2 separate regions of the Homo sapiens genome follow, and region 1 is linked to region 2. A link is a loop called in an ENCODE intact Hi-C map of the cell type or tissue named here. Cell type or tissue: GM12878. All regions are shown on one strand. Each heading gives the region's core, and the rest is flanking DNA. Links, peaks and the distances in the headings are about the cores only. Region 1 overlaps SLC35F3 (solute carrier family 35 member F3). Region 2 overlaps SLC35F3 (solute carrier family 35 member F3).

Region 1 (2,817 bases), core at 132-2,631, 58 kb after region 2:
TTTTATCCATGACATTGTTAACTTGAAATATGTTTAATGTGTTCATTGGTGGTTCTTTGTCTTATTTTTGAAACCTTTTCATATATTAAAAGTATAAACTTTTGATTTGTATATGTTATAGATAATTTTTCCAATTTGTTGTTTACCTTTTAATTTTCTTTTTGGTATTCCTCACCAAATAGAAGTTCAAGTTTTTAGACAGATATATTTATCAGTATATTTTTAATGGCTTCAACATTTGGTATCATGTTTAGAAAAGTCTTACTGACCAAAAGAATATATAAATATGGAACATATTTTCTTATAGTAATTGAATATTATTTTTTACATTTAAAAATTACTCCACCCTATTGGTTTTTGTTTTTGGGGTTTTTTTTTTGGTATATTGTGTGAAGTAGAGTTCTAACTCTCCTATCTTTGAATAATCCATCCTTTCCCCAATAATTTTTCAGGCAATTGTTAGCATTCATTTAATTCTTATATGTCATTAGATCCCTTACTTTCTATTCCTTTCCATTAAACTGTGTATATTTAGGTAGTAACATTATTTTAACAATATTTTAATTGTTCTGGTTTAATATAGGTATTCTAAAATCTTTTAAGGCACGCCTGTAGTCCCAGCTACTTGGGAAACTGAGGCAGGAGAATCGCTTCAACCCGGGAGTCAGAAGTTGCAGTGAGCCAAGATTGTGCCACTGTACTGCAGCCTGGGCAAAACAGTAAGACTTTGTCTCTCAAAAATAATAATAATAATAATAATAATAATCAGGTGAATAGCAGTTTTCACTTAGAAGGACATGGAAGTTTATCAACATCCTTTAAAAGAAGGGGCTAAGAAACCAGTCCCAGTAGAAACCTTTATTAGACAATCTGTCCCAAAGTAATATTTCTCTCTCAAATAAAATTGTCTTAAAACAATGAAACAAAGCAGATAAATCAATTCTCCCCCTATGTAATCAGCCCTCTGTATCCACGAGTTTGCATACACAGATTCAACCAACTACGGATTGAAAATATTTGAACAAAAAAGAAAAATAACAATAAATAATAATAGAAGTAAAAAATACAGCATAACAACTATTAACATAGCATTTACATTGTGTTAGGTATTATAAGTAATTTAGAGATGGTTTCAGGTATATGGAGGATGTGCATAGGTTATATACAAATAACACATCATTTTGCCTAAGAGACTTGAGCATCCTGGAATTTTGGTATCTCTGGGAGTCCTGGAGTCAAATCGCCCCCGGATATAGATGGATGATTTACATACTTGCTTATCTCTCCCCCTGGTGGATTTCTTTTGTCATTACATCAGGCAGGAGCCTCTAAATTCTGGATCAAGGAGGGCTCTTGGGTAGGCCTGAAGGAGGCTGGAGTAAAACCTTTAGAAATACTAACTACTAAAAAGATTATGGTGGCATCCCATGCCTACATTATTAACATTTGCTGATCAAAAGTAAATGTAAGGAATTCTGACACGTATTTGATTTTTAAAATTTTAGTTATGATAACTATTTAAACTATTGGGGGAAGGAGAATGCCAGACATCAAATTTGTGCTCCCCTGCCTGACCCCTGTGGCCTCTGATAACTTCCCGGCTCCCTGGTATTATAAGAGATCCCAGGCTCATCTTACACATTTCCGGCTTAGACTTGGAAGCAACTGTTTCTCCAAGAAGGGTTGGTTTCTATTAGTGGGTGAGGAATGCTCACTGCTACTGGATTGGCAGTTGAACTAAGAAATATTTGTATGCCAATAGATAGATGGACACATACATAAAATATTTTATGAGTTCATATTGAGATTTCCAATTCAATTCCAAGACATTAGGGTGTGTGCTTAACTTCCCCCATTACATCTGAGCTCCTTTCCTGTGCCCTGTGAATGTGAGTTTTCTTTTCTTTTTTTGAGACAGGGTCTCACTCTATCGCTCCGGCTGGAGTGCTGTGGCGTAATCACAGCTCACTGCAGCTTCTACTTCCTGAGCTCATTTGTCACTTTCTGCTTTACTTCTCCCACCTCAGCCTCCTAAGTAGCTGGGACTACAGGCATATACCACCCCACCCAGCTAGTTTTTTGTTTTTTGTTTTTTTTTTTGAGACGGAGTCTCGCTCTGTTGCCCAGGCTGGAGTGCAGTGGTGTGATCTCGGCTCACTGCAAGCTCCGTCTCCTGGGTTCACGCCTTCTCCTGCCTCAGCCTCCCGAGTACCTGGGACTACAGGCGCCTGCCGCCATGCCCGGCTAATTTTTTGTATTTTTAGTAGAGACGGGGTTAGCCAGCATGGTCTCGATCTCCTGACCTCGTGATCCGCCCGCCTCAGCCTCCCAAAGTGCTGGGATTACAGGCGTGAGCCACTGCGTCCGGCCCCCACCCAGCTAGTTTTTGTATTTTTAGTGGAGATGGGGTTTTGCCATGTTGCCCATGGCTGGTATCAAACTCCTAGGCTCAAGTGATCTGCCCACCTCTGCCTCCCAAAATCCTGGGATTACAGGTGTGAGCCATTGTGCCCAGCCAGAATGTGAGTTTTCAAAGACACCAGGAAAACAACTAAAATACAGTATATCATAATTGCTCATTTGTTTTATGTTACTCAACAGCCTCTGAATAACACCCCTAATACTACCACCTACATGATAACTGAAAGCATTAACATATTTTGGTATGTGCTTTCCTTGTTCTTCCCCCATTTGTATTTTATTTTATTATTATTTGTAGAGATGAGAGTCTCGCTATGTTGCCCAGGCTGGTCTTGAACTCCTGGCCTCAAACAGTCCTCCCAACTTGGCCTCCCTAAGTGCTGGAATTATAGGCAT
Region 2 (2,817 bases), core at 104-2,603:
CCAGCGGCTCGCCCCTCTCAGTCCCGGCCTCCCCGGCTGCCCGCCGGGCTCCGGTTGCCGCGTTGCTCACTGCGGCGGCCGCCCTGCAGCGCACATCCTCCCCGGCCGCGCAGCCACTCCACACACACGCGCGCACAGCCTCCTACTTGGAGGTTGCTGCAAACTCCAACGTCACGTACAAGTGCACTCCCTGCTCCCACCCCGCAGCTCACCTGCTCCGCCCTCCTCCCCGGGACGCCCAGCCCCGCAGCCCTCATCCCTGTCTTCCTCCCAGCCAGGTCCTGACTGCAGCCTCTGGCCACCACCTCTCTGAGAAGCCCTTTAAAAGGACCAGCGCCTGCGGAGGGGAGACCCTGAGAACTTAAGCCTCAGCGTTGCACAAGTTTAAAAAGGGAAGTGCTTGACTTTGGATTGAGAGTTGACTCTTCAGTGTGCGGAAGTCCTGAATTATTTCACAGGGAGAGTTAGAAAAAGCAAAGCTTCCCAAGGCTGCCATTCACTTCTTGAGTCTAGAGGCACATTATCTTGTCTGGCCCCGTGGACAGCTATTTTTTTGCGGGGTGGAGTGGGGGGTGGTTCAAACACCACAGAAGCAAAACAGCCACAAGAAAACAAAGGCTTGAAGAGATTTCTGCTCCCACCCCACCGCCTCAGTCTGGAGATCCAAACTCACCTCGGTAGCAGGAAAGCTCCTTTTCTGCCCAGCTCCCAGGTTCTTGCTTCAGCTGCAGATCTGACATTTGCCTCTGCAGGCACCAGCTTCACTGCTGGCACTCAGACACAGCTGTAAGCTACTGGCCGATGGTGCTCATTAAAAAGCTATGACATATACCTATTGCATCACTTGCCAGCACAATCCCTGAGTGACCACTGAGTCCGGAGGGGCATTTATCCCATGACAGTGCATCATCAGAGGTGCCCTGCTATCATCCCTGCAGGTAGGACACACAGGGCTCATGCAGCCCCAGAACTCCCAGGGCCTTGTGTTCATCTCCTTTACAGATGCCCAGCCATCAGTGTGGGTCCCAGCCTCAAGGATCAGTTGAGATTCAAGGTGGGTTTTGTTATTATTGTTGGTTAGATCTTTGCCCAGAATTTCAGAACCTTCAATGCTACCTGGTTTCCTGTCTCAAAGTTAAAACTTCATTGTATTATGTCATTCAAGTCCCCACAAGGGTAGCTCTGTGGAGTGGTACAGGGGAGAGTGAAACTCAAGCAATAGGGTTTCCTAGCTCAGCACCTACCAGATGTTTCTGGTGACATCCACCTGCAACCCCCAGCTCTCTGGCAGAAGTGGCTCCTAGGAGTTGCTCTTGTTGGATTCTTATTAATTGCCCTCTTGAACAGCTGTAATGAATGGAATGGCTCTGATCTCCAAAAGGCCAGGGCTTCTCAGGGTTGCTTCCTCACCACTACAGCCAAGGAAAAGGTATATAGGGTCCCTGCAGAGCCCTCTAGTGGTACCCCTCCACATTATACGCCTCTTACAGGAAACGTTCCAAGACTCCTAGTGATGACACTACAATAAGCCAATAAGCCACTTCCTTCTTTGGAATAAGCTTACAGCAAAAGAATTACATGTTGTATATTAAAGAGGATCTTTTTACTACAAAATAATACTTCTATGTGTTTCATCAAGTTCATCAATAAAATTTATTATATATAGTAACTAAAACAAATATCACATAATAATTGCACACGTTTTTAAGCACATGCTATGTATTATTTATGTTAACTGTTTTACATAAATAATTTCATTTCCTACTCTCAAAAGCTCTGTAAGATTGTTGTTATCTCGTTTCATAGATGGGGAAACTGAGGCTGAGAGGATAATGTCGCAGGTCACAGACTGAGTAACTGGCCAAGCGGGGATTTAAATCCAAGTGTGAACTATTCAAAAGCCTGAACTTATAACCAGTACGTTATTCTCTTACATGTTGGAGAGATAAAATGCAAAAATTCCTCATAGCTATTCCAAGTCAGCTGAGAGATACGTGTCAAGTTTGAATGTGGTTTTGATATATGATACATGACTTCACCGTGCCTGAGCATCTGTACACTCCTGGGGAAACTGGTTTATACTTGTGCTGATGTGGATGTCCTCCAGCACTTCACATTGGCCTCTACACACGTGTTCTACTAGGCAAGTCACAATGACAAGTTGTACTAGTCTGTTTTCACCCTGCTGATAAAGACATACCTGAGACTGGGAAGAAAAAGAGGTTTAATGGACTTATATTTCCACGTGGCTGGGGAGGCCTCACAATCATGGTGGAAGGCAAGGAGGAGCAAGCCACGTCTTACATGGATGGCAGCAGGCAAAGAGAGTGCTTGTGCAGGGAAACTCCCCCTTATAGAATCATCAGATCTCATGAAACTTATTCACTATCATGAGAGCAGCATGGGAAAGGCCTGCCCCCATGATTCAATTACCTCCCAGTGGGTCCCTCCCACAACATATGGGAATTCAAGATGAGATTTGGGTGGGGACACTGCCAAACCATATCATTCTACCCCTGGCACCTCCCAAATCTCATATCCTCATATTTCAAAACCAATCTTGCCTTCCCATCTATCCCCCAAAGTCTTAATTCATTTCAGCATTAACTCAAAAGTCCACAGTCCAAAGCCTCATTTGAGACAAGGGAAGTCCCTTCCACCTATGAGCCTGTAAAATCAAAAGCAAGTTAGTTACTTCCTGGATAAATGGGGGTACAGGCATTGGGTAAATACAGCTGTTCAAAATGGGAGGAACTGGCCAAAACGAAGTGGCTACAGGCCTCATGCAAGTCCAAAATCTAGCAGGGCAGTTGAATC

Evidence for each region. Peaks named below come from ENCODE experiments on the same cell type or tissue, not always from the same donor. Only the 100,000 strongest peaks of a DNase experiment are listed, where the experiment ranks them.
Region 1: a loop joins it to region 2, with 4 times the contacts of the local background. A loop is called at or near these places in 10 of 110 quality-filtered maps.

The regions. Positions count from the first base shown.
Region 1 is chr1:234,153,345-234,156,161 of GRCh38, reverse strand. The region is part of intron 2 of SLC35F3 (solute carrier family 35 member F3); the gene reads right to left. Among named protein-coding and RNA genes, the nearest start is that of SLC35F3-AS1, 120 kb to the left of the region's middle. RefSeq lists an enhancer at 2,242-2,743. In GM12878, for the core only: a CTCF peak has its summit at 1,299 (motif pointing left); a DNase peak (open chromatin) is centred at 1,291.
Region 2 is chr1:234,211,569-234,214,385 of GRCh38, reverse strand. The region is part of intron 2 of SLC35F3 (solute carrier family 35 member F3); the gene reads right to left. It overlaps LOC124904553 (a long non-coding RNA gene), which reads left to right. Exons shown (of 2, transcript XR_007066948.1): 2 at 275-1,669. Among named protein-coding and RNA genes, the nearest start is that of SLC35F3-AS1, 60 kb to the left of the region's middle. RefSeq lists a silencer at 1-58. In GM12878, for the core only: a CTCF peak has its summit at 1,468 (motif pointing left); a DNase peak (open chromatin) is centred at 1,415; H3K4me3 peaks cover 391 bases.